Regions from separate parts of the Homo sapiens genome. Here region 1 is linked to region 2. A link is a loop called in an ENCODE intact Hi-C map of the cell type or tissue named here. Cell type or tissue: heart right ventricle. All regions are shown on one strand. Each heading gives the region's core, and the rest is flanking DNA. Links, peaks and the distances in the headings are about the cores only. Region 1 holds the start of LOC124903205 (a long non-coding RNA gene). Region 2 has its middle 42 kb from the start of LINC00443.

The links. A loop is a pair of places that touch in the nucleus more often than their neighbours do. Peaks named below come from ENCODE experiments on the same cell type or tissue, not always from the same donor. Only the 100,000 strongest peaks of a DNase experiment are listed, where the experiment ranks them.
Region 1: a loop joins it to region 2, with 4 times the contacts of the local background. A loop is called at or near these places in 7 of 110 quality-filtered maps.

Annotation. Positions count from the first base shown.
Region 1 is chr13:107,126,302-107,142,856 of GRCh38, reverse strand. It overlaps LOC124903205 (a long non-coding RNA gene), which reads right to left and starts at 7,804. Exons shown (of 2, transcript XR_007063862.1): 1 at 7,759-7,804; 2 at 6,883-7,123. In heart right ventricle, for the core only: no CTCF peak of the experiment used is centred there; no DNase peak of the experiment used is centred there.
Region 2 is chr13:106,687,381-106,703,935 of GRCh38, reverse strand. No RefSeq gene overlaps it. Among named protein-coding and RNA genes, the nearest start is that of LINC00443, 42 kb to the right of the region's middle. In heart right ventricle, for the core only: no CTCF peak of the experiment used is centred there; no DNase peak of the experiment used is centred there; H3K27ac peaks cover 2,907 bases.

The DNA of each region.
Region 1 (16,555 bases), core at 3,014-11,013, 440 kb before region 2:
ATCTAGTTGCGATGATTCAATAGTTTATTGTTTTGTTAACAACTTTCAAGATTGGTGCACTGCACAATGGAATCGCTGTTCATATTTTTGACAAAATAAGACCATCCTGGGCCATGGGGTGACTACTTTACACATAAATAATCAATCTTATCATCTCAAACCTAACCTTGATATTAGAATCTTACCTAATATCATGGTCCATTTTCAAGGACCAAACACTAAAATTTATACTTATTTTCATCAATATTTATCTTCAAAAATATTTGGTTGCAAAATTAACTTATAATACTATACTTAGGTATAGTTCAGACCAAATAGTTAAGTTGCATAGTAAAGCATTATTTTAAAAATTAAGTTTTTGTTCTGGAAAGCATCAGGAGGTACTGCTAGCAGGAGTTTCAAATAACAAACAGGGAACAATACAAAATGGAAGCATTACCACAGCAATTTGCAACTCAAAAAAGAATTTCAGGGAAATACAATAGAAAAATAACTGCAAGACTATTATCAAATCACAAAAATTTATTTGTGACTCTGAAGCTAGGCCAAAACAACAACAAAATTATTAGCTGAAAAATGAACAATCTACCCAAGCTATTATGTGCATTGTCCTCATGATATGAACAATATTTTACCTACCCTAAAAAATCACAAATTCTAGAAACTAATTTTTAGTTTCTTTAATAAAAATTAATATTTTCTAAAGGGTAATTTTAAATAGTAGCAGTATTGAGAATTTTGAAAATGTGCTTTTAAATAATGAATCTATTCTCCATACAAAGACAATATGATGATTTTTCCCAGTGCACTGTGGTAGAAATTGTGCTTGGGATTGTTTTAATAACGGTAGTCTGCACGTCCTGTCCCATCAATCTCCATACGAGGACCTTTTAACCAGGGCTATGCTGCTGGCCTGAGGTCAAAGTCCTGCTTTAAAAATAACACAAGAATAAACAGATTGGTTCTTTTAAAGTTCACTAAAATATATTTTTAAATTTTTAATCTGACATTCAGTTTCATAAGAAGATAAACTTACAACATCAGATAAAAATGCATTACATACAAATAATATAAAGGACTCACTGGTGACCTGGATTCAATCAGCACTACTTTTGAGGAAGCATTTTTGAAAAGAAGCTTCCTCTAAATCTCATGAAAACACATTCATATGAGGAAGGTAATTTTCTCCCCTAGGGAGCAAATGAGGAACCTATTCCAGCATGTGTGAGTGGGATAGGGTGAGAAGGTAGAGGGATACATGGATCATCTTGGACTCCAGTAATCCTTCATCCCCCCAGGGAAAAAAATAGGAGGACATAAACTATATGAGTATGTCTGCCAACCTGAACCCCCTAAAATGAGGAGAAGCTAACATTTGAGCAAGGAAAGAGCAAGGATAGGTGTGAACAGAGGAAGCATTTTTCTTGAGTCTCAGTGGGAAACTTCATTCCAACTCTGCTGCACCAGAGGCCCAGGGGCAAAAAATGCTATTTCTTCCACATTGAAGAGGCTGCCCTGGAGGATGCTGAGGGAACAGAAATTCCACCACCTCAAGTACAGAAAACAGCTGATCAGAGAGAGAGAAAAATAAACAAAACAGTTCTCTAATGAATTATAACTGATGAAACAGAACAATGACAATTTTAAATATATATATATATATATATATGAGCACTCAAAGATATTAAAGCACATAAAAGGCACATTTTTGGAATTTTGTTTTAAATCTGATTTTTTGAACTAAAAAATCATGTGCTCCATTGACTGTTTTTTTTTTTTGACTGTTATGAAGGCATGACTTCGTGGCCTAAAAGATCAAATAGGAGAGTTACTCCAAGTCATATAAAGAGACAGAAATCATGATGGCAAAGCTAGAAGACTTTAAGAATAGATCTACAAGACTTAATGAATAACAAGGTTTATTACTTAATGAAAAAATTAATGGATAGATGATAGACAATTAAGCAAATAATAGAAGAAAAAAATCCCCCAGAGAAAGAAAGATTGAGTTGGAAGATTGAAAGGAATGACTGAGTCCCAGACAAGATTGAGGAGAAAAGACAAACATCTAAGCATTGATTAAGTTCAAAGTCTCCAAACTACAGAAATAAGCAAAAATTCTTATCAATGTACACATAGGCAGAAAAAAATGAGATTTTGTATTGTCATTTTTATGTTTTGCATAATCCTTTCTACTATTTTAGATGCAACAAATAGATTTCATAATTTTAGTGAAAATGCCTAACATTTTAATACCAACTAATACAGTGCAGTGAAAGGTTAATATGTCTTTTATTACAATAGTAGAAATATCAAAACTTTTGAAGCAGGCAGAAATGACCTTATTAGCCTTGTGGCCTCAAGCAGGGTATTTATTTATCTTATTGAAGGCTGAGTTCATTCATCTATAAAGTGGGGATACTTACATTTTAGAATGGTATTAAGCATTATGTGATTGATGTACAAAAACATTTATTCATCCTGTACCATATGGAAAGCATTGTGTTATGCATAGGGCATATGTTTGTAACCAAACAAATATAATCCCTGTTCTCAAGGAGCTTGTAGACATAAACAGTAATGCATAACAGATATTATGTGAGTATACTTTTAGTTGATTATTGATTATATTACAATAAACTTTTCTAAAGAAGCACAGGATGCACTGTGAAAGCAGACTGTGGTAGGGGGCTAAAGTCAGACGTGGTTTTAAGTTCATGGGAGGCTTCCTTTAAAACATAGCAATAGAGGTAAGTTCTGAAGTTGATAGGGCTGAATATAAATTACTTTGGTAAAAGAGGAGGAAAAGAAAAGGAGCGTAGAAAAATATAGAGCCTACCAGGTAGAAGGAAGGATATGGACATAGGACTGAATATGAAAGAGTTTGGTAGCATCAAAGAACTGGAAGAAAGCTGATTTAGATCCACAAATGACAGCCCGACAGCCAAATTCAGCTGCTGTCTGTTGTTGGACAAGTGGCAAGCTAAGAATAATCTCCACAGTTTTAAATTGTTGTTAAAAAAAAGATAAATAATATTTTGTGACAGATGAAAATTATGTGAAATTCAAATTTCAGTGTGTATAAATAATTTTTTGTTGGAATATAGCCCCATTCATTTATATATTGTCTATGATTGTTTCTGCTTTGTAATGGCAGCTTTAGGTGGTTGTGGCAGAGACCACATGGCCTGCAAAACCTAAAGTACATACTTCCTAGGACTTTACAGGAAAACGTTGCCAAATCTGGAATAAATGAAATAGAAATTTGGGGCAGAGTAGAACAATAAAAGACTGATGAGGTAGGCAGGAGGCAGATCAGTATTACTGTGCTATACATCTAACCACTACTTGGAGCACTGCATCTATGGAAAAATACATTAAATACTCTAGACAAACAACTTCAATATCAACTTTTGGATTATAAAACTAGTTTTCTTTCTGAAAGTTCAAGAATTCCTTTTTTTAAAAAAAAGAGGTTTTAGGTTAAGGAAAAGTTTATAAAAAGTAATGAACATCTCTTTCCTTTCCTGGTTCCACCAAGAGAATACTTAGCTGCCCAGTGGTACAGAGAGATAATGTTATTAGCAAATGTTGGCAGAGCAATTTTTCTACTCTGAATGTGGAGTCAATTGCACTGTTATGTTATGAGGTTGTGAGCCAAAAGAAATACTAGACTGAGCCAAATGGGCCACTTTGTTCCAGGTTACTGAAATCGGAAGGGACACATCTTGGAAAGATAATAAAGCAAATTAGTTAAGAGGATATTTTCAAAGTAGCAACTATTGAATGTTATGAGTTGGATGCTTTTTTACACAGATGCTGCTTTGAAATTTCAATCAACTGTTAATTATCTATTCTAGTGGGAGAGAAAAGAAGTACAGATATTGCAAAAGCATGAATAACCCCAAGCCAGGCACGTTGACTTTGATATGCTCTCTTGTGTATTTTTGGCATCTCATTCACCTAAACAATTATATTAGCTTAATAATAAAGATTATATTTTCTGGGCACTAAGAAATGATGGCAGGGCAAAATCACTTAGAAACAGAACAGCTTGAGAGAAGCTGTCCTTGAATTTAAAGTGTGCTGTCATATGTGAGAGTGAGCAATGCCTGGAAATGTTGGGGGAGAAGTGGAATATTGATAGCTGCTCCTATTGGCCACATGCAGAGGGCACCAGTAGGCCACATAAGAACACCATCTGGAGTCACTGGTGAGTGTCTTTTGCTGAAGGCTGCAGAAATTCCTGCAGCCTAAATTTCCCCGTGAAATCTCCATGTCCCAGTTCCAAACTGATGTCCTGATTCTCATGCCTCCCCAGTACTTTTATGCATGTAGGGCAGATGCAGGAACCTTTTTGGCAGTAGATAATAGGTACTAGGACATAGCAAAAAATAAATAAATAAAAAGAAAGAAAATGTAGTGTGTTAACTTGGCCATTACAGAGTAACATCTAGTTGTACTCTCCTCTGAAGGAACCAGGTAGCAGAAAAGAGACACTTAATAATCCAGCCCATGTAATACAGAAAACTATCATCCTTTTCCTAAGTGAGATAATTAATAGGGTGAGACCAGACAGAAAAAAAAGCCATTCGCAAAAGGGAAATGTGGCAGACAGACTCTTAAGGTGGCCACCTGTGATCCCTGTCTCCTGGTAGTCACCATTTGGGCTAATCTTCCTGGAATGTGTGCATCTGTGGGGGCAGGAGTTCTGTGCTGTCCTTCTAACTACACAATAAGGAAAAGGGGATGGATAGATGTGCTCACCTACATGTGGTTACAGTGTGACATCCTATATGATGAGAGTAGACATCTTGTTTGAGCTCCTCACCCCCATGCTGGTTTTGAAAACGCAAGCTGCCTGTTGTAGGTTGCCTGTGTTGGGAGGCCTATAGGCAAAGAGCTGAAGGCAGCCTCTAGGAGGGGAGAGTGACCTCTGGCCAACAGTCAGCACCAAACAGAAGTCCTCAATTCTATCATCCCAAGACCTGAATTCTACCAACAAAAGTAGACCTTTTCCCAGTTGACGTTCAGTAGGGCAGCTCCAGCCAACACTTGATTGCAGCCTTGCGAGACTCTAAGCAGTGAACACAGCTAAGCCATGCCTGGCTTCTAACACAGAATCGGTGGTTATGTGGATGTTTACTAAGCTGTTAAGTTTGGGGTAATTTGCTACACAGCAGTAGAAAACTAATACAGGAAGAAATCCTAAACATTTAATTCGGGCACATTGTGAGGGCCTAGATGAGACACTAAGGCTTAAAGTAGCATTTCCTAAATGTGTCCTGAAGAACAGACTTCAGGGAACATGTATGTTCTTCACATACACTGTACTTTTAGTATGTGAACCTTCTGAGAACTTTTGTGTTAAAAAATCTGCTTAACATTTAAGTTAATGTCCAAACTATTTGAAAAATTATTATTTATCCAAAGCAGTTTAATGTGTATTCATGTGTTTATTTATAAATTTACTTATTCAAATGTATTTAGTCATAGCATCCTAGTGTGTATTAGCACCCTGAATATACCAAGAGAGGAAGTGCTGATTGAAAGAAAGACATTGAGATACAAAGTAAGTACTGCATCTGACTATCACAGTATGTATGTATTTATAATGGCTACGAGTACTGTGGCTTGGGATTTCTATTACTGATTGCAATGTAGATCTTTAAAAAAAAAAAAGATAAAGTAAGGGTTTGCACCCCCAATTTAACTTACAGTCAGAGAATAAAAGTTTTTCAGTGGCTTTAAAAATGTCTTATTACTTATAGCCACTGTTTAGCACGTGACAGATTCCAAGCAAATATTATATTAAGCACATTGAATTCACAGCCTTGTCAAATTATTTAAGTGGGTCTAGAAAAGGGATTAGAAATGAGCAGAACCTTGAGATTTTGGACCAGGATGAAAATGAGAATCTTAAAACCAAACCCTGTTGAGTCTTCTTTTGCCATCATAGTTACCTTTTCTTCTCTTGCCTGAGGAAACTGGTATCCCCTTGCTTAAAAGTCACGTGAGATCTCACCAGAAGCAGTTCTGTTGCATGGAGTCATCGCCAACTATCCTTCCTCCAGAGTTATAAATACAATCATCTTCAGTACACTTCATGTGGAGGGATTACAAAGTTTTTTTCTTAGAAGGGACAACTTGTACACCCAAACTTTGCTGAATCAGGCCAATTTATATTGGCAGAAAACTAGAAAACATGTGTGGAAATGAATGCTAAGATTGCTAGACAAGGAAGCCAAATATAATGTTGAATCAGACCAAATGTATTGTTTTGGGCATACTTTCCTGAGAATCTGAAATTAATGCATTAGTTCAAGCAGCAGAAAGTAGATGAAAAGTTTGTTTGCTTCAGTGGTTGAACCATGGACTCAATGTTGTGTACTGAATTTAATGTGTCTGAAATTCCAGAACTGATATAATGTGGAGAAAGGAATGTAACATTTTAGAGGGATGGTAATGTTGGGGTAGATTATTATAAGCACATTTTTCACCTATTCCTTTTACTCTGTCACCTGACAGGGTTCAGAAGACACTTGGTCTTCTGAAGTGTCTTGGTTTACTCAGATATTAGAAAGTGCATAGGTGAGAACAGCATTAGTATCTTTAGAAAGCTCTTTGGAAACTGTTCTGTAACTGTTTTATAGCTGGGGATAATAACGAGAGATATAGTCATTGAAATGGGCTCTAATTTTAGTACAAATGATGAACCCTGAGTGATAGGGGCCATTGGCAATGCTTAAGTGCAAGAGAGAAGAGGGTACAATTATGGAAGTGCCAGCAGGAGCATAGTGTCAGAGTGTGTTGATCCAAAGGCACCAATAAAGGTGATTCATTGGTCATGTTGCCCCAAGGAATTAAATAGACAGTGGCATATTAAAATGTTAATTGATTTATTTAACCACAAAATCTCTTAAATTATGGCATGAATACCTACAATAATATTTTATGTCCTCCCAACTAGCAGACAGAATTAAGTCTGTTCACAGAGGCAGATCTTCTTGGTTGAAAGTGAGGTTCAACAGCCTAGAGAATGTTTCCTTTGACATAGCCACAATAAATAGTGTATTTTACAAATCTTCTTCCTACTCATTTTTTTTGTCAGAATGGCTGTACACTGGAGAGAGAAAAATGAGAGATGGAGAGATTACTAGACACCAATTCTTAGTTGACCTTAATTCCTGAGAACTCAAAATATTACTGAGGGGTACTGCTGGAAGTGAAGACTCCTATCACCTCTGAGACAGTCTAAGACCATTTGACATTTATTTGAGTGAGTCTACAACCTTATTCTGGGTTATTTCCCCAATTCTTAAATGAATGGCTGGACTAGACAGAACATATTCTGGAAAGAAGATTTCCTCACATTGGTTCTCTGGTCAGGAAGTGATGTTATTAAGGACAGAAGGAAGCAAACAGGAGCCCCTGGAACTGCTTTGTTCAATAAAAAGAATAAATCAAAAGCAATCTCACATCCCTAGAGGAACTACAGAAAATAAGGGCACCAGTGAAAATTTCAAATACACTCAGGCGGGGATTATATACACATCTACTTTTAACTCACTTGATCTGTCCTAAAAAAAGCTGAATGGATCCAGATAATCATGGGGATTACTATAAACTTTTCCAGGCATTGACCGTAATTGTAGTTATTCTTTCAAGTATAATATCCTAACTTATAATATCCTGTACATGGTTTATGTTTTCTTCTAAACTGACTGGAAAGAACTAGCAGAAGCAATTTACTTTTACCTGGGAAGGACAGTAGTGTACCTTCACAGTCATGCCTCAGAATTATGTCATCTTCACTACTCTGTCATAATATAGTCCAATGGGATCTTGGCCAGCTTGTTACTACACAGAACATTCCAATGATCCACTGCGTTAGTGATATCATGCTCATTGAACCTGGAGATCAGGAATTGGCAAGTAACCTAGAGCCGTAAGACACATGTACACCAGAAGACGGGAGGAGAAATGAAGTTTGAAAACAAAACCCTGCAATAGCATATAAATTTCTAGTACTCTAGGGATATGATATGTTTGGCTATCCCTTCTAAAGTGAGAGACAAAGCTTGCCTCCTTACAGCCTATCACTAGGAAAAAATCAAAATGTTTTCTGGGACTCTGAATTTTAGAAACAAGTTACACCAGGTTTGGGTATGCCCCTATAACCCAGGAACCAAGGAATAATTAAGGCTACTTATTTTGAGTGGAATTCAGGGCAAGAAAAACTTTTTCAGTAGCAAGGCTGCAGTGTGAGATGCTCAGCTACTTAATCCAAAGTTGATCTATCTATAGAAAATCAAACTGCAACATGAGATGCTCTATGGGATCCTATAGAAGAATTACGGGCAAGAACCTTGGTATTTTGGAGCAAAGCAATCTCCTCTTCTGCAAATAGCTATTACAGTTTTGAAAAGGGTTTTTTCTTGTTACTTCAGCCTTGTAAACATAACAAATTGTTTTACCCTGTAACATCAAGTTCCCATTCAACCATGCAAAAGTTTATGTATGCATGCACTGCATACATACAACTTTTGGGTCAAAATGGTTCTGCTAGCATAAGTTGCACCATAAATGGTTCAGACCCCCATGACACTTATTCTGGCTGTATTGATTCTTTTATTCAATCCCATCTGTGGACTAACGAGGCTTTCCCTATGATAAGTGGACAATGGAGAAAAACATCCTGCCTGTCTTACATTTTCCTGGCACCAACTAGACTGAAATTCTGCCCGTGATAGTCGTATCAGGGTGGCCTTCAAAGAGGATGATAAAAAAATCATTAAATTCCATTTTATACCATACCTGGAGGGAGAAAAAGCCAAAGTGAAAAACTTATGCTGATTTATGAGAACGGTCTAACAATTTGGCTTTCGGGGAATTAATATGAATAAGAATGAAAGACCAGCAGCGAGGGAAGCTGGAGAAGAAGCATTTAGAAGGACCTCTCAATATGCACACAGAGTGTACAGATATTTATGTCTTATGTGGATATTCATCAAGTAGCATCTGCTACAGAGGGAGGGTTCCATCAGGTAGACCAGATGACCCATCCTGTGGGTCAGCCTCTTTTCCCAGCCACTCCAGTGTTGTCACAATGGGTCTATACACAGAGCATCTATGGTGGCAGGACAACACTAGAACAACAAAGCTTGAGAGTAGGATAGGGATGGTTTCCAGGAGGAAAATCAGGCTCCTTTTATAGCAAAAGAATGGATGCTGGCCAGCAAAAGTAGCAGGTTTTCATTACTCATGGAGTTGAAGATAGAGTGGATCTGCCTGGGAGAGCAATGAAAGAAAACTGCTGATGTTTGGCAGCAGGCTTAGAAAGCAGCCCTCTGTGGACAGGAGACTAGCAGGGAGCTCCAGAAGGGAAGAGTTATTTGGGAAAATGGGACATGATAGAATAACGTTGTAATGGAGACTTTAAAAACTTGAAGCTCTTTTAAAGCTAATTGGTATAAGAAAACAGCAATTAAATATCAGGAAAAAAATGTATACAAGAAAGGAAAAGCAATCGTATTATACTAGATGGCATACGATGAATAATTTTTTTTACTCAAAAATATCAAATGCATATTGAGTTTTAATTGAGTTAATTGAGAGAAAACTCAGCTGGGTGCAGTGGCTCATGCCTGTAATCCCAGCACTTTGGGAGGCTGGGGCGGGCAGATCATGAGGTCAAGAGATCAACACCATCCTGGCTAACACAGTGAAACCCGTCTCTACAAAAATACAAAAAATTAGCCGGGTGTGGTGGCGGGCACCTGTAGTCCCAGCTACTCAGGAGGCTGAGGCAGGAGAATCACTTGAACCTGGGAGGCAGAGATTGCAGTGAGTCAAGATCGCGCCATTGCACTCCAGCCTGGGTGACAGAGTGAGACTCCATCTAGAAAAAAAGGAAAGAAAGAAAGAAAGAAAGAAAACTTCTGGAATACTTAATTATGGTTATAGAATAGTATGTTATGTAAATGTTCTCAATGTTCACATTGTGTGCTGAAATGCCCTGTGTGGTGAAGGTGGTAGTAATATGAAGGAGTGGTCAAAGGAAGTGCTAATGTTATCTTATGACATGAAGAACCGAGAGACATTATTTTTATTGGATGGATGTTGAAGTAAAACCATATGTTACTATAAATAACAAAGGTAAGAAATAGAAACTCAAAATTCTGTATGGTTATAATATGAATAGGGAATGGAAGAGGTGAGGTAGCATGGCATATTCCTCACCAATTATGACAGCAAGTTAAAAAATAATGACCAGGACAGGTGCAGTGGTTCATGACTGCAATCCCAGCACTTTGGGACGATGAGGCAAAAGAATCACTTGAGGCCAGGAATTTGAGACCAGCCTGGGCAACATAGCAAGACATCTTTTCTACAATAACAACAAATTAGCTGGGCTTGGTGGTGCACGACTATAGCCCAAAGATTCAGGAGGCTAAGGCAGGAAGATCCCTTAAGCCCAAGAGTTCAAGGCTACAGTGCACTATGATCACACCACTGCACTCTAGCCTGGGTTACACAGCAAGATTCTGACTCTAGTAATGATAATAATAATAACAGTGATGCATCAAATTTATAAATACAGAAATAGGAGAATAAAGAGTATAAAAATGTAATATAAACATCAGAAGAAACTTTTCAGAGTTTATGGTGGTTCTTACGAAGCAGGTAAGGTACAGGACTTTTACCTTTTGGCATGCTTACATTTTAAAACTTGAACATACACTCTAACAATATGGAAATTAAAATAAAATTAATATGTCTTGTTTTTTACACCCTTGAGTTGTATCCTAAGATTATGTTTCACTGTTATAAAGTGAAACATACTGATGGTAAGCACTATCAGGAGAAAATCACATAAGGTGCTCAAGGAATATAGTGAAGAGAGACTCTGGATGGAGGATGACTAGAAAAGTAAAGTTTTGAAGAAAGAATAGGTTCATAAGCAAAGACTAAGAAAATCTGTGCATTTGGAAGGTGCAGGGTGTGTGCCATGACTATGGCAATATCATCAGTTGAAGTTAAGGATTCTAAGATTGGTAGAGTTATTGGGAGAAAAAGATGGATGTGTAGTTTTTGGCCAAATTTTCAGCTCTTTAATTCTTGGAATAGGGACATAACATTTATGTCAAACAGATTGCAGCTCTTTTGGAGTTTTTGGCGAGATAAGATCAGGTTATAGAGAGATAAATCTAGGAACACAGTGTAGCAAGAGTGTAAGAAAGTTTAAAATGGTAAGAGTTCGGAGACTGGTGGTCTAGGAGTTCTTGCACAATCTCAGGAAAGAGGTGAATGAATATAAGAAAATCATGAATTGCCAACATTTATAGGATCTTCATAAGGACCAAGGATTCCATGAAATCTTTATCTGGACTACCACATTTTATCCAGAACCCTAAACATTCTACTATCAAACTATCCTTATTTATAGATGATGAAACGGAGGTTTAAGTAAATTAAGTAATTTTCACCGAGGTCATGTCACTAAAGTGGAGTTAGAATCTGAGCTCAGGCAATGGAACTCCAGAGACTGAGTGCTTAACTGGTCACCATAGCCTTCTCACACCTGAAATAAGGCAGTGTATTTGGCTATGAAAACCACAGCAACGAGCCCAGATTTTATTCCAAGCATAAGGCAAAGGCATTGGGATAATATGATGAGATTTACAGTGTTGAGAAAAGACTCTAATGTGGCACGAGTGAAAGTCAGTTGTTAAGGGGTCAATTGTGTCCCCTGCCTCATATTCATATGTTAAAGTCCTAACTCCCTGTATTTCAGAATGTGACTGTGTTTGGAGTGGGGCCTTCGAAGAGGACGTTTAAATGAAATCATTACAGTAGGCCTAAAATCAATATGACTGGTGTTCCTATAAGGAGAAGAGATTAAGTTGCACACAGAGGGAAGACCATGAGCAGACATGGGGAGAAGACGGCCCCCTACAAGCCAAGAAGAAAGACTTCAGAGGAATCAACCCTGCTAAAATCTTGATCTTGGACTTCAAGACACCAGAAATGAGAAAATAACTTTCTGTTGTGTAAGCCACCCCAGCTGTGGTACTTTGTTATGGCAGTCCTAGGAAACTATGCACCACAGGCTCTCTCACATGTCTTTTACAAAGGCACTAATCCTATTCATGAGGGTTCTGACCTCATGACTTAATCACCTCCCCAAAGGCCTCACCTCCTAGTAGTATCCCACTAAAGATTAGGTTCCAACATCCAAATTTGCAGGGAGGAGGGGACACCAACATTTGGATGATAGCACAAGTGGTAGACAAAGCTTGGAAACAGTTATATTGGGAAATGACTTTCTTAATGTTTACACTTCATAATATGCTCTTCTCAGAAACCAAAAATGTGAGTGTCGATGAGGGCTTTGGCTCATGGTCAAGGACAGAAAGAATGAGAAAAAAATGGCTTGAAGATATGTTTCTAAGGTCAAGCCAGCAGACCTGGTTAATTAATACAATGCGTAGGTGAGAGGAGAAGAAACACGGATGAGCCTAAGCTTAAGCTTTCTGAAGCTGAATAAATGGAGATGGAGTTGCCTGGGAAAGGAGCAGGATTTCAAATACCAGAAGACAATGAGATAGAGAGGAGCAAGAAAAGTTAGCCGTGGAAAGACACAGTGCAATGCATTCCACTCGTGTATCTGAAAACAGAGAACCCATGAACGATAAGACAATAAACTTGAGTGGAGGGAAGGACAATAATCCTGTTCCCTTGCTTCTCAGAATGTGAGTACATTCTCTGACTGAGGACAGTGGGATGAGTTACGGTTCTGGGGGTTACAGAAAATTTGACATGTTTAAAATAATCAGACTGGTTTTACTTATAAAGCACGGGCATCAATTAGACAAAATTCACCATAGTTCATGAGAAAATATTGTTTAGAGGTTAGAAGCACCCTCATTAGAACCACATTACTGAGTTTGAATCCTGAATGCAGCGTTCCTTAGTTATGTGCCCCAAGGCAAGTTATAACTAAATCCTTATGTTCCTTGATTTCTTTATCTGCAAAGTAGGTGATATAATACTACCTACTTCATGAGTGCTTGTGACAGTGAAATGGGATTGAAGTATTTATAAAAAGACTTGGTATATTTAAAGGCTCAATCAAAATTAGTTGTTTTTGTTATCATCATCATCATTATCATTAAGGATAAAAAACTGACGACACAGAAAAGCAATTTTACCTATCGAAGATACCTAAATTGGAGCCAGAGTTCATTAAGACTTCCAAGAGAAAATCTCAACAGAATTTACATGGTACTTTGCTAACAAATATTCAAGAAACGCTAAAATTAAGTTAATCCACTGATTCCATTAAGTACTATATTCAGGATAATCTTGTCACATAAGTCTTCCTTCTTCAAAGTCATGGCACCACTGTCACAGTAATGATGCCTTCCATGTTATTAAGGAGAATAGAAATTCATAGAATGGTGCCAGTCACACAGAAAAGTCTCTTTTCTATTCTCAGACCATTGACTTTCCTATCATCCACTTCTTTTCAGCAAATGACCTCACTTCCTTCTTCTCAGAGATGAGGCAAGTCATCATAGGGGACCATCTTTGCTTTCTGTCCCCAGCAATGATCACCCTCTTGTACCGAAGCTCACACACAGTGTCTTCCCCTCGTTGCAAGGAAAGATGTGTCTGTTCCCGCCTGGGATGATCTCCATCTGTGCTCAGGACACTGTCCGCTCCTGCTATCTTCAGGGACTTTCCTCTCGAATTAGGTCATCCTTGCATTGCTATAAAGGAATACCTGAGACTGGGTAATTTATAAAGAAATGAGGTTTAACTGGCTCATGGTTCTGCAGGCTTTACAGGAAGTATGGTGACAATGTCTGCTCAGCTTTTGGTGAAGCCTCAGGAAGCTTCCAATCACGATGGAAGGCAAAGAGGGAACAGTCAGGTTACACAGAAGCAGGAGCAAGAAGGAGAAAGAGAGGTGTCACACACTTTTAGACAGCCAGATCTTGCGAGAAGTCACTCACAATCGCGAGGACGAGGAGATGGTGCTAAACCATTCATGAGAACTCTACCTCCATGATCCAATCACCTCCCACCAGGCACCACTGCCAATACTGGGGATTACAATTTAATATGCGATATAAGCGGGACATCTATCCAAACTATATCACCTCTCTTAATAGTTTTTTCTTGTATCTTTTGCTTTTTCTTCTCTACTGGATTTTTCTAAGCACAGCTTAAACATTCTTCACATTCCCACCTTAAAATAACCACTTGACCCTACTAGCTACAGCTCCCTCTCTCTCCACTACCTTAAACAAGCCTTTTTGAAGGGTTGTCTGTTCTTGCTTTCTCCACCTCCTCTCCTTCCGGTGGCTGCTCCAGCCCCTGCAATCCACCCTTTGCTTTAATAGAGTGTATCTCATTGAGGTTACTAATGATTTCCTCATTTATGTGATTAGGCTTTCTGTCTCCACTCAAATCTCCTCTTGAATTTTAATCCCCAAGTGTTTACAGAGGGACCTGGTGGGAAGCACTTGAATCACAGGAGTGGTTTCCACCATGCTGTTCTCATGATAGTAAGTGAATTCTCATGAGATCTGGTGGTTTTATAAATGGTAGTTTTTTCTGCAGGGACACACATTCACTCCCTCCTGCTGCCATGTAAGATGTGCCTTTGCTTCTCTTTTGCTTGTCGCCATGATTCTAAGTTTCCTGAGGCCTCCCCAACCATGTGGAACTGTGAGTCAATTAAACCTTGCTCCTTTCAAAATTACCCAGTCTTGGGTATTTCCTTATAGCTGTGTGAGAATGGACTAAAATACTCATCAATAAATCCAGTGGACACTTACAGCTCTGTCTTTAGTGACTCTCAGCTGCTCTTGGTCACTCCCTGATTCTTGAAATGCCTCCCATTCACTGTTCCCATGACTTCATCTCTGCATCCATCCTGCCCTTGCACCCTGGCCCTCCTCTGCCTTCTTCCCTGCCTCTTGCATCTCCTCAGCCCATCAGCTCTCTGTCTTCTGCCCTTCCCTCAGCTCCCTGTGCCCTTGCTGATCCCATTTCCTTCCATGGCTTCTACTGCAGCCCAGAAGCTGATAACTTTCCTTCTTACTGAAGTGTAGCCCACATTGCTCTGTGGGGCTTAATATTTACATAACCAAATACCAACTAAACCTCTCCATCTCTATAGCCTTTTGCTTAAAATCAAAATGCCCCAAATAAATATGGAAACTTTCTCACCCATGCTTCTCAAACTTCTGTTTCTATCTTGATGACACTTCCAATGTCAGTTGAACTATCCAGAAAGCTGAGAATGTTCCCTGCCTCCTTTTCCTCTCAATCAAACCTAAGTTAGTGCTGCTGATTCTTCCTCTTTAATTGCCCTCCTACACGTTCATAGCTTTTCACTGCCACAGTCAAATTCCTAATATGACACTGGCTTTCCTGGTGAATCCATGAGTCCTTGTGCTCCAGTCTTGTTCATCTTTGATCCCTTATCCACAGAGGCAGTGTGGATTTTTAAACAGACACAAATTTGATTATCCTATCCACTTTCATAAAATTATTTTTATATTTTTGGTCATACATTGTTCACTATCTAAATCCTAACATGGTTAATAAGAACCTTATCAAATCCTCTAATTCATTGATCTTATCATTTTCTTTCCATCCATCAGCCCCTCTTTTTTAAAATTTATAATCATATTTAATTGAAACCACAGGGTGAAGCATTAAAGGTAGAAGAATTGTCACACAGGCGTTTTCTGCACAGCCTCTGGATCCTGACTGCCAGGTTTTGATCCCAGGCTCTAACACTTATTGGTTATGACCTTGCACAAGTTATTTAACCAGTTTGTGCCTTACTTTCTTCACCTGTGAAATAGGAATGCCAGTAAAATTGTTCCTACCTCACTGTACAATTTTAAGGACCAAATGGGTAAATTTATACAATGAATTTAAAACAGAGGTGGGCACATCGTAAGAGCTCGGCAGTGTTGCCCAACATTTTATTACATTAACTTCCTTGCAATTACTCTGACTCTCTTGGTGTTTCTCCTAAGGTCTTCGCTGGGTAAACTTTCAGACAAAAATAAATGTAAAAACAAACATATACGTCTCTGGCCTATCCCATACAGCACACAGTAGGCTGGTTGTATAAGTCCCAAGCTTCAGCGGTTCTGTACCACTGTCCAAAACAACGACAGCCTCTCCAGTCAGCTAACAGTTCTGTTCTTTTGCAAAGATTATTTAATAACTTTTCTGAATTCCTAAAGTTCCTATAACCTCCTGCCCACACATCCTCATTTTCAGCTGAAGACTTTGCCTCTTATTCAGTTAGAGAGTTTAGAAGACTTCAGACTGAAAGTCTGGGATTTTCTCATCTTCCATCAAAAATCTAGTTGAGTCAGCTTCCACTTCTTCCTCTTGTCCTTTCAGAGAAGGGAGTATCCCTTCTCTTGCACACCAGCCATGGCCGCATCGTCACCTACCTTCTCAGCGATGGGATCCCTCCAGTTACCTCCTCGCTGGCCTCCTTTCCCTTCGTGTTCTG
Region 2 (16,555 bases), core at 5,191-13,190:
TACAGGGTTTAATACAAACCAAGGAGAGAAACATAGCAAGGGGAAAGTAAAGAAGAACAGAGATAGGAAATGAGATGGGCCGGGGGAGGAGGATGCAGGGGAAGACATATAAGAGAGTGGGGCTGACCCGGATGACAGGCATTGCCGAGCGCAGAGAGCTCTGAGCCGTCCTGGTGAGATTCTGTTAGGCCAGAACCAGATAAATGCTGCACAAGGTATTGAGGAGAGAGAAATGGAGAGATTCAAAGGTTAAAAATTCTGGTTTTCATCCTATAGTGTTTTGAATACCTATCAAATGAAATGTGTGAAGTTCTGTGGCAAAAGATGTCCAGATCTTTGGTGGGATAGTGTATTTTGGGAAACTAGAAAGTTGTATTTTAGGCAAATTATAAAAAAGCCATGCAAGAGTGTGCACTTGTACCTTCGCATGCGCCCTTTATTTTCTCTATATTTAAACCATTTCAAACATGGTAACTGCATGTTCATTTACAATAAACCAGCTGCATTTTTCTTCGGGATTAAAAAGAAACGAGTCAACATTGGATTTCTTTTTCTCAGCCCTGGTTTCACAATTCCCTCCTTCAATTCACGTACCTCTAATTGCTACCTACTTTTTCCTCTCTGCTGCCTTTTCTCCTCCCTGCTACTTTTCTCCTCTCTGCTGTCACATTCCCTTTCTTACAAGTTTAAAAAGTGGAGACTTCGGGGGAGACATGATGGAGGGAAATGACGCCCTCAGGAACTGAAACTAGAAGAAAAGCTTGCAGGTTGAAAAGTTGTGCTCCATAAGTTGCATCCACTTAAATTAAGTAAACTATAGGGTATTAGTACATATAGATGGTCTAATAATTATGCCTTATATACCTGTGTAGAACCTGTGTATGAGATTTTAAAACTGCTTGAAAATGGAATGTATATGGTATTTGTGATAACGCCGATGATATGCACCTATAAGGAATTTCCCACTAAATATGTAAGTAATTATTAAACACTTTACAATGACACTCAGTGACCAGCTAAAAAGAGATCTTCCAGTGATGTGGTAGATGATTTCAAACCAGACATTATTCCCATGTGAAATAGTATTACGTATTTACAGCCGCATCTGTCTGGTTTCACAGCTCATTAACTAGACAGTGCAAGAGGAGATTGCAGTCTTAGTGCTTGTTACATTTACTATCTAGGTCTCTAGAGTAGACACATACATCCCAGCACGAATAGTACACAGTGCGGATACCTTCAAACACCCTTATCCATCTCACATGCTGATAAATGCCTCCTCCCATCACCGAGTCCATTTACATTGTCTAGAGTCAGGGGGAGCAGAGAGCACACGAATACATGAGATGAAGCTGTTCCTTCAGAATGGGACCAAGAAGCGAAAAATGGGCTCAGCAGAGGCCGCTTTATCCCCCGTCAGAGGATACAGGCTGGTGAATATGGAATGTGCTAAGATGCATCTGGCGCAAGGTTTAATGCTGGCCAGGAGTGGGTGGGAAAATAAAGCTGATAATGATCCCGTCTAGATTTTAACGGAGAGATTAATCTTGCTTCTGATTGGAAACATGGAGTGTAGTTTTTTTTTTAGAAGGCTCTCCTGGGACATGAACTTAACGTGGCAAGGGTCAGCCACATGTGAATCATCTGCCCTCGGCTTTGGCACACACAAGCGCTTCTGCGTCGCTGGGAATCCCTGAGAAGGTGAAAGGAAATGACCTGGTGGGTGCAGCTTCTTAGGGCTGGGGTGGACAGTGCACTGCTTTTCTTTTCCCATCAGTGTCTAAATTTGTCTCCATTGTTTCTTTTTTTTTTTTTCTCTCGTACTAAAATGGGACTTTGGCCCAGTGAGGGGCAACAATGTCTTGACGGAGAACTCTGTCCGTGGACGACAGGGTCATCTACATTGTCTGAACTCCATGTGCAACAGAGATTACACCCAGAGAAAACAAAAGAACTACGCAACAGAAATGTCCACGGCCAGTAAACAAGAGAAACGTGACCTCTGTAGCCGGCGTCTTCCTGCAGTGGTTGGAGTTGGCGAAAAATAATTGCTCTACTCCCACCCTACCCCCATCATTAGCCCATCCCGCGGGAAAGAGAATCCAGGGAGCCAGGGTTTCCTAAGGCTCAAACTCCTTCTTGGGAGTGGGGTAAAGACTTACAGAAGCTACGTGAGCGGAAATTTAATCAGCACAGTCTCTTTGCACTAAAGGGTACTCAAGTGGTTTCCAAGTATTAACGTAACTTACAGTAGTTCTTCTATTATGACTGGGAGAAATCTGACTCAACATATAATACAGTGCAGTCCAGTATTTTAATTTAAATGGGATATTAGACCTAACTAAAGCAATGGTAGTACATAAGTCAGCGACCCAGATGATATATTTACTGCTGTTCCATATAGCAAATAACTTTTCATTCATTCAACAAACATTCTCCTATGCCAGGCTTTTAACTCAGCAGTGGACTTAAATCCTAGTATTAGATCTCTCAGCTCCTTTGCAAATATGAGCATTTATGGTTTTAAAAATCATATATCTCCACCAGGCATAGTGGCTCACACCTGTAATCTCAGCACTTTGGGAAACCAAGGAATGAGGATTACTTAAGGAAGGCCAGGAGATCGAGACCAGCCTGGGCAACATAGCAAGACTCTGGGCAACATAGCAAGACTCTCATCTATGCAAAAAAAAAAAAAAAAAAAAAAAATTGTTTTAAATAACCAGGCCTGATGGCATGCACCTGGAGTCCTAGCTACTCAGGAGGCTGAGGCTGGGGGATCACTTGAGCCTGGCAGTTTGAGGCTGCAGTGAGCTAGAATTGTGCCACTGCACTCCAGCCTAGGTGACAGAGCGAAAGACTCTGTCTCAAAAAAAAAAAAAAAAAAAAAAAATCCCATATCTAAAAATGTGCCATTCGTAAAAGTTAAAAGGTATGCACTATTAACTTGTTTCAGAGATTTATCGCCAAAAAAAATTCTCTATAGAAGCATTTGGTGATTGTAATTTACAAGATGCAAAGAATGCAAATATTCCAGCCTTGTAAAACTGGATCAAGTCTCCTGGTACTTTTAGGATAGCCATACATTTCAATAACCTCTGTCACTATTAAAGTATTTTGGGAAATAAAAACAGGGACCACAAAACTGAGCGTGACTCAGACATACCAGCTGAAACTTCCAATATCCTGGCGTCTTACAGCTGCTGGCCCATACAGCGTCTTTCTCCTGTGTTTGCTGATACTATCATTCCTAAAAGCAAGTTGGAAAGGCTGCTCCTAAAAAGCTGATTGAAAATTGATAAGTTGAAAACAAAGAAGATGTTTATACTCTTCCCTAAAGTGAAATTCATAAAAATTTTACTGTTGTTTTTGTTGCAATTCAACTCCTTTCATTTAACTTATTGCACAATATAATTCATGAACCGAAACAATGAGGTTGACTTCCAACATCTGGGAGAATTGAAGGAAGAAATGACTGTGTGAGCAGGAGGTGATAATCAGGGAAAGAACAAAAGCTACCAAGATGTGCTTTCTCATATCATTGTTGAGGCTCATTTCAAAATCCCACGATCAAACTTCTCATCTTCATACCATGAATCACCTTTTCTGGATACCGCGGAAGTAAAATACTTGACAATGATGGTCGTAGGTCATTTTGCATCAACTTGTGCTCGTGTGCCTGCCATAATATTCTCTCTCTTTGATTTTTACAGAGGTATGTTGAATCTGTCATCATCAGCAATTTGTAGCCTCTTGACAGTTGGTCTGTCTTTGAGATCCAGAGAGGTGTGCAGACAAATACGAGATGATAAGGCCCAAGTTAAGCAGAGGAACGAGTTTAAAACATACAACGAAGTACATACCAGAGTCATTTTACATGGGTGTTGAAAGTTAAGCAACAACACCCAAAACCAAATTCTGTTGGTCTCCTGAAATCAGGAATAAGTGGTTGAGGTGGAATGCAGGGTTAGAGAGATTGAACGTCAGCCTCTTGGGGCCCCAGTGGATTGGCTTGTTCTTTCTACATCAACTTCATCCCAGGACAGAGAGAAGTACAGACCTCAGAGGCAATGAAATCGATATAGAAAAAAATAAAACACGCAACTTGGGAGCGAATACACACCAATATTTACCTGATCTTAGGGAAGGAAAATACTTTCTTAGACTAAAACCAACAAAAGAAACGATAAAGGAAAAAACTGGCTACATTCGTCTAATGCTTACAACGTACTAGGCATTGTTGTATAAGCTTTATAAATACCAACCAATTTAATCTTTCTAACAAAGACATAGGGTGCACACTATAAATTAATCTCAGTTTACAGCACAGAAACTCGAGGCAGTGAGAGATAATGCGACTCACTCAAGGTGAGATAGCTTACAAAGGACAAAGGCAGGATTTAAACCCAGGCAGTCTAGCATCTGAGTACATACCTTAAACTCTCTGCAACCCGTGCTTAGATTTTATTGTCAGAAATGTAAACATCTATAAATTTGTTAAGCAGGAGAACATAAGAAGGCAGCGGGTTATTATCTGGAGAGTCTAGATTGGTGGTGTTCAACTCTGGATGCAGAGAAAGTCACCTAGGGAACTGAAAAAATACCAATGCCAGTACCCCCAATCCAGGCCAGTGAAACCAGAATCGCTGGGAAGGGGCCTGGCATTCGTATACTTATTAAAAGCACCCCAGGTGATTCTTGTGCACAGCCAGGGTTGAGAATGACTGAGATAGGACCAGGGAAATGTATACCATTATTTTAATTTAAAAAAAATGAACAAGGAGTATCAACAAACCAATAAAAAAAATTTCAGATGAATAATGACAATTACTGTCACATATATCAACAGAGACATATGGTTTCAAAACAGAGTATCATTCAGTTTCCATCAAAGTAACAGCCAGGCGTGGTGGCTCAAGCCTGTAATCCCAGCACTTTGGGAGGCCGAGGCGGGTGGATCACGAGGTCAGGAGATCGAGACCATCCTGGCTAAGACGGTGGAACCCCGTCTCTACTAAAAAAAAAATACAAAAAAATTAGCTGGGCGTGGTAGCAGATGCCTGTAGTCCCAGCTACTCAGGAGGTTGAGGCAGGAGAATGGCTTGAACCCGGGAGGCGGAGCTTGCAGTGAGCTGAGATCGCGCCACCGCACTCCAGCCTGGGCAACAGAGCAAGACTCCGTCTCAGAAAAAAAAAAAAAAAAAGTAACAAAAATGCTTTTAAAAATATTTTGATAGTAATGAGACACCCTGTATTAGTAAAAGAAGCATGTTAGGTCTAAAATTTGGTACACACTTCCTAGAAGTTGTTAATAAATGATACCTTAAAACACTAAAATTGATTCCACTTCTCAGGATCTATCTTAAGGAAATAGAGATAGGCATAGACATTCAGGCACAAGCATGTCTGTAACAACATTATTTATGGTGGTAAAATATTGTTAACATCAAACATCAGGAGAGTAGGTAAATAAATTATTCGTTCATTCACACAGCAGAAGGCAGTGCAAGGCAGGCCTTACACAGCTCATGTTGGTCAGGAGCTATGCCTATGATGTACTATTGGGAGAAAAAAGATAACAAAACTACACACTATATATTCACAAGTTTGTAAATCTATAATTAAAAGACTAGAAGGAGGGGCCTGGCGCGGTGGCTCACGCCTGTAATCCCAGCACTTTGGGAGGCCGAGGCGGGCAGATCACGGAGGTTGGGAGATCGAGACCATCCTAGCCAATATGGTGAAACCCTGTCTCTACTAAAAATACACAAAAAAAATTAGCCGGGAGAGGTGGCGGGCGCCTGTAGTCCCAGCTACTCCGGAGGCTGAGGCAGGAGAATGGCGTGAACCCGGGAAGCGGAACTTGCAGTGAGCCGAGATCGTGCCACTGCACTCCAGCCTGGGTGACAGAGTGAGACTCATCTCAAAAAAAAAAAAAAAAAAGATTAAAAAAAAAAAAGACTAGAAGGAAATAAGCAAAACATTAACAATAGTTATCCCCATATTAACTTTTTTCTTATCATCTCTGTAAATTTCAGCACACTTGGAGGGGCATATTCCAACAGGCTGGGTGACCACTACTCTGAAAAGGTGAAGAAGTTGCCTTGACACTGATTAAATCATTCTGCTAAGTTCCTCAGATATCCTTCCTAATTCTGAGATCCATGACTTACATCATAACCCAAGGTCTAAGGACTTTCACCCACAGTGTAGGTAGGCAGAGGTGATATTCACCATGCCAAGAAGTTTGGTGAAGTATTTGCCTGCCGTGCTTACAAAGTAGCTTACAGGCCCCTTTTAGCTATTTACATCTGTTTATATGTGTCATGTTAGTGCTAAAGGATAAGAACCATATGCAGATATTTTCAAAAGTCTAGAAGTAGGATCCATGTCATTGGGTCACATTTCCAAACAACTTTTAACATATTTATGCAAGTTATGAATGTATGCATATATGAATTAGCACTGCATTCTCAAACTGCTTCTAATTCACTTTTATATGAAAATGCTGACTTATAAGTTCTGATATTTTAGACGATTCAGACATTTGTAGGTACATTCCTCCTACAAAAGACCTTTGTGCTTGTAAGATCAGCTGAAGCTCAGGATGTCTGCACATCAAGTGTTTAAGTGTTCTCCCCATTCCAACTCGAGGTCTGGGTCTTCCAGAAAAGTCTACCTGTAAACAAGTAAAGAACAGGAAAGAATATTTCTGAGTTTAAGAGACATAAAGAAATAGGATACATACATATATAAAATATATTATCTATTATTTCTATGCATTATGAAATATAAGATTATATATTAATACAGATATACATGTATTTTTGCTGAAATATATCATTTAAATAATCTTTCCTCCTGAAGCTGCTATTTCCTTCCTGAGGCTGTGCTGCCAGTAATAATACCCAATCAAGATTAAATAGTGGTCACCAAGCACAATTCAGTAGATTGAATCCAGATAAAATGACTTGCACAGTGGGAACAAAATTCTCCTCTCTTCAACAGGAAGCTGGAGCGTAGGGAGCACAGAGGGAGTTAGACTGAGCCAGTATGTATTTTGGACTTCTTTCCATGTTAACAAATGTCCCAGTGAGAGAAAGTTCATAGCCATCGGCATAAAGAGCCTAGAGGTAGTTGTTAGTAGGCTGCCACTGGTGGTCTCTTCCATTTCAATGGACACATCTGTGAGCTGATTACTTTTTTAGACCCTGGACTCATTTGTACAGTGGACCATGAAGACACAGAGATTTGCTAAATCTCCTGGCTGTGTCTGGCTCTGCCCTGCCCCCCGAACTTGATCCTGTGCCCAAGAAGCTGAAAAGTACCAACGAGGCAATGTAGAAAGGTCTTGGTAGGCAGCAGACATGAGGCCACAGTCACACATCGTAGTCACTGGTGTGAGAGGAGCAAAGCCACCATTCCCTTTACAGGTTGTTGCTCTTCATACATCAATGAATTAAGAAAAAGGAGGGCACACCAGTCTCTCCTGTGAAGTATGGGCAGTGGACTGGAGACAGGTTTGGATGCAGTGAGGCTCATAGTGCTGCCCAGCTGTGGGATAGAGAGTGCTGCAGCAGTGGGATGGTGCGATGACAGCAGGGTGAAAGCCTGGCACTTTGGTTAAAGATGTTACGCATGTGGCTTATAAGTGGTTTCTGGAGTAACAGGAAGTCAACCACACAAGCCGGTGTGAACAAATTTGTGTGAATATGCCTCATGGGGTTAAATTCCTACCTCACATAATCACCTACCTTGGACTGACTTCTCCTCTGTGCCCAGAAATTAGGTCTGTATTTGGGAAGATGCCAAAGAATCCTAAAATTATGCCCTATCCTCAAGGAGCTTACATGGAAGCTAGAAGGATAAGAACCTTGCTAGTGACGACACTGACAACCTAGCTGTTTCTGCACCCACCATCACCATTTCTTCCGTCTCAAAGGAAAGCAAGTGTTTCCCATTCTCCCATTCAAGACTGGCACTTCCACCCACGCTCCACACAGCATGCAAAGAACTGGGCTTGCTCACCTCTTGGCCTCTTTCCCTCCTCCATATCCACCTTCTCCCTCTCTATTCCATTTGTGCCCCCTACAAAATAAGAGTGTGTGCGCAAGTTGTTTCTTTTAAAATTAAAATCCCACCCTCAATCCCACACTCCTCTCCTCTTATCCCCCTCCCTGTCCTTCTCTCACAGCCTAGCTCCTCAAGGATCTCCATACCTGCTGGTGTCAGGCTTCTCTTCCGGCCTGCAACCTTAAGCAATGTGTCGGCTGTCCCTATTGACCCCGTAAATCTACTTTTACAAAGAAAGCTTGTTGGTTGCCAAACTGAATGGACTCTTGAGTTTGCACCCAGCATTGTACTTAGTGTGCTGGACATCTTATCTCCTTAGTGTGGACTCTCCTCATCTCTAGTCTCAAGATTCCAACAGGCACCTAACTAGTTCACTTGCATTCCAGTTATGCCCCTCTATCATCCCATTCTCCAGGCTTCTGCCAAATGACCCATCATCATTCTTCTTGCCAAATACCAATCCCACAGTTGAGATCTTACAGTGCCTCCCTACTGTCCAAAAGATAAAGTAAAATGCTGTTGGTGAACATTCATTCAGTAACTATGCATTGAGTGCTGTGCTGTACCAGGTATTTTGTCAGTGCTGGGGTACAGTGGTGTAAATGGACAGGATCCCTGACCCTGTGGAGCTCACAGCTCAGAGTGGGAGGCAAATATTTGCTTATTTATGAGCAAACAAAGTGCTGAAAGGTACAATTTCAAACTGTTTTGAGGGTTATCAAGGAAACAAATGTTATTACAGAAATTAAAAGTCTGCGGAAATGTCTTCAGTAAGAAATCATGGACATTTCTCTCTGAGAAGGTGGCATTAAAGCAAGAGCTGACAGATGAAACATAGAGATCCAGGTAAGGAATCAGGGAATGCGTGATCCAGGCTCATCTCAGGCTCAGACGCAGGATGGTACTTGGCATGTCCGAGAAGGGGCGATGGATGTGGCTGGACAGTTGAGAGGTAAGAATGGCAAGAGAGAAGTTGATGGAAGTAGCTGGGGGGAAATCATTCCTGGTCTTACAGGCCTGATTGAGGAATATGGGTCTTATTTCAAGTGCTGTGGGAAGCTTTTGAAGAATTATAAGCAAGGGAGAGACACACAATCTAATTTTGTTTTTAAAATAACCTTCTGGCTGCATAATGACAAAAGGAATGTGGAGCAGAGAGGAAGCTAGCTAAAATTGGTGATAGTCCACATAAATTTCAATGGCCTAAACTATGGAGGTGGCAGTGAAGATGGAAGAAAACAGACAGGTTCGGAGGCAGGGTTGCAGCGAGGAACCTGCACAGGCAGAAGAAGGAAGGGAGGGCCCAGAAATGTCTCCTTGGAGCAGCAGTGAGTGGGAATGCCACTTCTCAGATGGAGAAAATAGAGAGAAATAAATTTGGGGTGAAATTTAAGAAGTTGGTCTTAACGATATTATTTTAGAGATGTTTCATTTGCAACCTACTGTAGATAATTAGAAATACGAGTCAGAGGACAGATCTTGCTGAACATATATAAGTCGTCTACATATGAATTGTATTCATAGCCACAGGGAAGGATGGAATCATCTAGCAAGAGGGTGGCAAGTGAGAAGAGAATAGTGTACCAAACAGAGACATCCCAATTCTTTGAAATACACTGAGAGAAGGTGACAAAGAGAAGAGAAAACAGGAGACGGTGGTGTGAGAGGAGACAAAGGAAGATGATGTTTTAAGAAAGTAATACTCCAATATGTCAGTAAGATGAGGGTTAGGAGTTAATCACTCAAGATGATAAGGAAAGGGATGAATAAAGGAAGTGACAGCTAGATCAGAAGGATGAATAGATAACTCAGGGAGGCAGAATGACAAATGGTGAGTCTGTATTGGAAACATACAGACCCTGGCGGAAAACCAAACACATAAAGATTGAAGAAAAGTATTTTCATCAATAAATGAATCAAACTGTTTTTAAAGTTATAATAAAATGTCTGCCAACTTGTATAAGACTGATATTTTATATATTGCTCTTGACATTATAAATTGATAGAAAATAATTTGGCAGTAAATACATCAAAAACTTTGACCCAGTAATTGCACTTTTGGGAATCTAGTCTAAGAAATGAACCTAAAATTCTTACATGTCCCAAGCTGTTTATTCCAGCATTGTTTATAATATTAAATAACTGAGAAAAAAATAAATAACTGCAAACCATGAAATGGTTAAGTAAATTATAGTGTATTCACTTGAAACATTATGCAGTCTAAGAGTAATATAAAAAGTATTTATGATGTAATAGGAGGTAAATAATGAACAAAAACCTATTTAAACTCTGATTGCAATGTAAAAGTTAATCTATGCTTAAGAAATAGAGACTGGAAAGAAATGCACCCAAAAAACTAGAGTAGATGTATAAGGAAGGTCGAATTATAGATTATTGTTCCCTCTATTTTTTTCTTTTCTCTTTTTCTTTCTCTCTTTCTTTCTTTCTTTCTTTCTTTCTTTCTTTCTTTCTTTCTTTCTTTCTTTCTTTCTTTCTCTTTCTCTTTCTCTTTCTTTCTTTCTTCTTTCTTTATGGAGTTTCACTCTTGTAGCCCAGGCTGCAGTGCAGTGGTGTGATCTCGGCTCACTGCAACCTCCACCTCCCGGGTTCAAGTGATTCTCCTGCCTCAACCTCCAGAGAAGCTGGGATTGCAGGCACACACCACAGCACTCGGCTAGTTTTTGTATTTTTAGTAGAGACAGAGTTTCACCATGTTGGCCAGGCTGGTCTCAAACTGCTGACCTCCGGTAATGCACCCACCTCAGCCTCTCAAAGTGCTAGGATTACAGGCATAAGCCACCATGCCCGGCCCCCTCTATTTTCTATATTAGCTGCAAAGTGGTTTGTATGACTTTCATAATATTAATACAAAAATTTCATTAAGATTTTTGGCAATATTATTCTCTTTTGGCCTCATGGATAATAATTCTGTCATAGTTATCGTTTTCAATAAGAAGGGAAATATTAATATTTATAATGTTTATATCACGGTTGTGGGATTTTTATTTTAAAAATGAATGCAAGGCTATCTGTGCCGACTTATGTTTATTGCAACTCACGTTCCTTGGTTTATTTCATTTGGAAATATGCACAGCTGTGAGTTGTAAACGTGCATTGAGTCTGCTTGGGTAGCTGGTGACAATCTCTTGTAAGGTTGTCACTTTTGGTTTGTTTGTTTTTTTCCTACTTTGCATTTTCAGTCTTCAATGCAGTTGCCCTACTCCATGAACTGCCCCCCACCTCTTTAAAAACCAAAACCTCAGACTCCTTGGGACGTGAGCACAGCCCTCACTAAATCAATATTTTAAGAGCACAAAGACCACAAAGCTGTCAGCCCTACCTGAAATCACATCCGAAAAGCAAAGACTCAGGTGGCTTCGGGTTCAGGACAGGAGATTTTTTCTACTTTCAATGAATAATCTGAGCTAGCAGAGCATGGAGGAGCTTTTTCTTGTCTCCTATTCAAAAGGACACACCACAAATTGTGTTGCACTTTTCCTAAAAGACATTCCATCTACTGTCTAATTTTGGAGAGAACCAATTTAATAATTTCAAATAAATTCAGCCTTATTTATTTAAACTAGAAATTGCAGATGGGGGAAAATAGGGAAAGAAGCCTAAAAGCAATGTTTTATATTTCTATTCTTTTCTTTTAATGCTTTATATTTCTTATGTAAGTGACCCAGGTCGGGGAGAGAAATGTAGGCATATAAGGAAAAGGGGGGAAGCACAGCCAATAAACTTGGAGATAGTAGGAAGGAAATCCATTTTTTCAAGTCTGATCTCCAACTGGTATAACAGGTTTCTCCTACATTCTCGTTAAGCTGCAACATATTATTGAAAACTCTTATGTCTCACTCTTCTTGGAGCACAAAACACTGTAATGCAATTTTAAAACATGCTTTCTCCAAGGTGAAGGCTGACTGGCTCTGTGAATAGAGCAACCAAAAAAAAAAAATCTGATTGAAGCTAAAAATGACATAAATCACATAGAACTATAATTTGCAAAGTCATTGTATGAAGTAATTAATCAAAGCATGGCTGAATTTTAGGAGTTGAGACTTTGATCTGACAAGTAGAAGAAATCTGGTGAAACTGGTGGGATCACGCCGCTGCATTAGGACCTAAAATGTTTTTCCATGCTAGTCACAAGTTTAATTACTTCTTTTTTTTTCTTTTCTGTTGACAGTCCCAAATTAAAATAAATGGACCACATCGAGACAAATCTAGGATGCATGTAGTGCTTAAGAATATATTGTTCCTGGTACAAGAATAGCTTGAAACTCATGTTTAGATTTGCTCCTTTCATTTCTTTTAAACGGTGAAAGGGTGGAGGGAGGGATCACATGGGCAATGAAAGAAAGGGACCTGATGATTGAAACCGCTACTCCCAGGGATTGCTGGGGCGAGGTGGGCATTGCCTGTTGTGTACTCCCTTTATGCACAGCAGCGTGAAGGTTTGAAAGGGAAAGACAGCCAGGGGGAAATGGAATAGACAATGCCCTGTGGTCATGCAGTGTATTAAGCCAATTCCTTTCTAAGTGCAGGTAAATCGTTTTATATTTAGTGGCAACAATTGAACATATTACAAATTAATGAGGGGTCGGAAGCTTGATTGGGGATTGTCTGCCCACAAATTTGCCATCATCGTAAAAAGAAATAGACTACTCAAAGCTTGAGGCAAGGAACTATCTGTAGACAGCAAGCTGGAAAGTCCTGGACACGGTGCACAGCCAGACCCATTTCCAGGAGGCCGTTTCAGGATTTCCTCTCAGCCTTCTCAGCCCTTTCTTGAACTCCAAGTCAGCATTCTCACTTTCTCAGAATCCATCATCTAGAGAGTTCTCATGTCACTCGACCTTCTTGTTTTCAAATTTCCAGTTTCCTAGTATTTTCCCGAGACTCATTGTATCTCATTAGACTGACTTGGAAGAGAGCAGCAGTCCACCACGATGGTAAACAGGAAGAGAGCTGCCCCGTCAGAGCCATGGGCTGCTGCCCTGTGCTGTTTAGGCTTGAGGAGCAGAGATAAGAAAGTGAATCAGTACAGTCCCATGTTGGTGAGAATTTGACCATATATAGGCTCAACAAACATTTCTCTTTTTTTCCTTTTTTTATACTTCCAACTTTTATTTTACGTTCCAGGGTACATGTGCAGTATGTGCAGGTTTGTTACACAGGTAAACATGTGCTACAGTGGTTTACTACACAGATCATCCCATTACCCAGGTATTAAGCCCAGCATCCATCAACATTATTCCTGATGCTCTCTCCCTCCTCACACCCCCGCCCCCCACCACCCTCTGATAAACCCCAGTGTGTGTTGTTCCCCACCATGTGCCCATGAGTTGTCATCATTTAGCTCCCACTTACAAGTGATAAGATGTAGTATTCGGCTTTCTGTTCCTGCCTTAGTTTGCTAAGGATAATGGCCTCCAGCTCCATCCATGTCCCTACAAAGGACATGATCTCATTCTTTTTTGTGGCTGCATAGTATTCCATGGCATATAAATACCACATTTTCTTTATCCATTCTATCATTGATGGGCATTTGGGTTGATTCCATGTCTTTGTTATTGTGAATAGTGCTGCAATGAATATACACATGCATGTGTCTTTATAATAGAATAACTTATATTCCTTTGGGTATACACCTAGTAATGGGATTGCTGGATTGAATGGTATTTCTCCCTCTAGGTCTTTGAGGAATCACCACACTCTCTTCCACATGGTTGAACTAATGTACACTCCTACCAGCAGTGTAAAAGCATTCCTTTTTCCCCACAACCTCATCAGCATCTGTTGTTTTTTAACTTTCTCATAGTAGTCATTCTGACTGGTGTAAAATGGTAGCTCATTGTGATTTTGATTTACATGTCTCTAATGATCAGTGATTCAACGAACATTTCAAACATGTTTAATTTAAGAAAAAAAAACTTCCTCCTACAAAATGCTACATTTTCTTGACAAAACCATGTAAGGAACTGAAATGTTGTGGAATGTTATGATAGTAAAATTGAATGGCACAGTAGGAACTTGGCAATTCTTATAATCAGCCCCCTTCCCAACTCACTATAGAAGCTGTTTCAAAACTTTTCAACTTTCCTCAAACCTCCTCTGACCCATTCTCTCAACAGATGATCTGTCTCTTCTTTCTTCACAGAGAAAATGGATATGAGAAAAGAGAAATTCTCCCAACTTCTCATACTAAGCCAGGCTTCTTGTGTACAATGGCACACATCCTTTTCTTTCTTTTCTGGTTTATTGGGAAGATGCGTCCCCCTTCCTAGGGCCCTGTTCTCCTGTCCTCCAGACTTTACTTTTTACGTGTCTTCAAGACTTCATTCAATCAATTACTAAATGCCACTTTCCTCCACCATAGTCCTGCAAGCATTTAGGGCAGCTTTGTAAAAACATAAATTATGAAAAGGCATCCCTTCCTCTGCGCTCATTCAGTGCTGCACCAAGGCTGAAACTTAGTGTGGGTGTGCCCCTCACCAGGCACCTTATCTGTGTGATACACACCTGAGCCTGCCCTCCCCACACAATCATGAGCAGCCACCACCTACTCCATGCCTTCAAATGCCCATGTTTTATCAGGTCTGTGTCAACAACTTTTAAAAACATAAACCATTCACACTGAAAGAAACAAAGAAACAGAGAAAGGGTAAAAGAACTACCTCAAAATCATCTCTTTCTCTGGCAAATAAAAATCTGTGTCATCAGCAATTATTGTCTACGTTTGCCTCATCATCTTCTTCATCTTCCATTTTGTCTTCAGTCCACCACAGTCTGCCTTTCACCTTGGTTTCTCTACTGAAATCATTTCCACAAAAGTCACTGTTGTGACCTTTGGCATCACTTGTGTCATTGGCCACTCCTGCTTCTCAAGGTTCTCTTGATCCCCAGCCCCTCAACACTCCTAGCTTCCCAGCCGCCTCTCCAGCTGCTCCTCCTCAGCCTCCTTTGCACAGTCCTGCTGCTATGAGCCTCTTGAACATTGGAATATTACAACTTTCTGTCCTTGTCTCTTTTCTCTTCTCATTCTACTCACTGTCACTGATTGCTCTCATTTATTCCAAGAGTGTCAATAACTGTCTCTGCTAATGACTAACTAATCTAAATCTCCCACCAACGAGGTTCCAAACTTCAAACCTTTACACCCAAGTGTCCAATGGATGTCTCTACTTGGAAGTTCTACTAACACTTCCAATTCAGCAAAGCCCAGTATGAGACCTGTTCTATCTCAGTGAATAATATAACTATCAACTCACCTGTCCTTGCCAGGAACAGGGGCAGCACCTTGATTTTTGGCTATTTCTTTCCATCTCCCCCCACCCAGCCAATCAGCAAGTCCCATTCACTGTTTCCTAAGTGCCTCTAGACTCCACCCTGCATTCTGCATATGCTCACCACTGTCTCTCTCGAGAATTCTGTTTCCTGACTGCTTTCCCCACTTCTCTTCTTGCCTCTTCCGTTCCATTTTCTAGAATTATCTTTCTAAAACACAAACACGACATTGCCCTCTGCTGCTTACAATCCCTCAAGTGCTCCTTGTTATTTAAATATCCCATCCAAACCTCCTCAGAGCAGCTCACAGGCCTGCATCATCTGACTCCTGTTCACTCTTTCATCCTGATATCTCACCTTTACCTCCTCACACCAATTTCCTCACTCTTTTAGATGTGTTTCTCAAGCACATCTTACTTCATACTATCCTACATAATGCTTCGTCTGCCTAGGACATTGGCTTTTTGATCCCCACAATACTGCAGGTCTAAGCCCTACTCTTCCTTCATAGTTCAACCTGACCATCCCTTCCTCTAGAAAGCTTTTCCTGATACCCCCAACATCCTGCCACCTGTAAGTTCAGGATAGGTGCCCATATCAATTAAGGACATTTATTGTGTTCCATTAATTGTAAATTCAAGGAAGATTCTAGCATTAGTCATGTGAAGTGCAGGGCTTTCTTTTCCCCATGTTTCATGGACATTTCACTTTGGTGTGGATTTCATTCTTGTGTGAGCTTTCACTGGGCTGCAGGAATGATACCCAGCCCAGCTTGCATCATCATGGTCCATTGTCAAAGAATTTAATCACAATAATGGGAGAACACACTAAAATAAAACCAAATAAAAATATTACTGTAGTAGTCCAATAGGTATCTTTTAAGCTTTTATCTTTTAATGATGATAAATGTATGATGCACAAGGTCCCAGATCATCCTTGAAACCATCCCTCATCACCCAAATGCGACCATTCTTTTTATACCAATCATCTGGTGGTTTCTGCAGGTTTACTATGGTCTGGGTGACAAGACTTGCTCTGAGAATATGTCAGTAAATAAGACACTGCCGGTCTTCACAGAATTGACTGGAGGCTGCAGGACCACACAAAGTGTTGGTTGTTACAGCGGAGAAAATGCTGGATGCTACGGAGGCCCCTGGGAGCGGCACCAACACTAGCTTTTCAGGTAGAGATG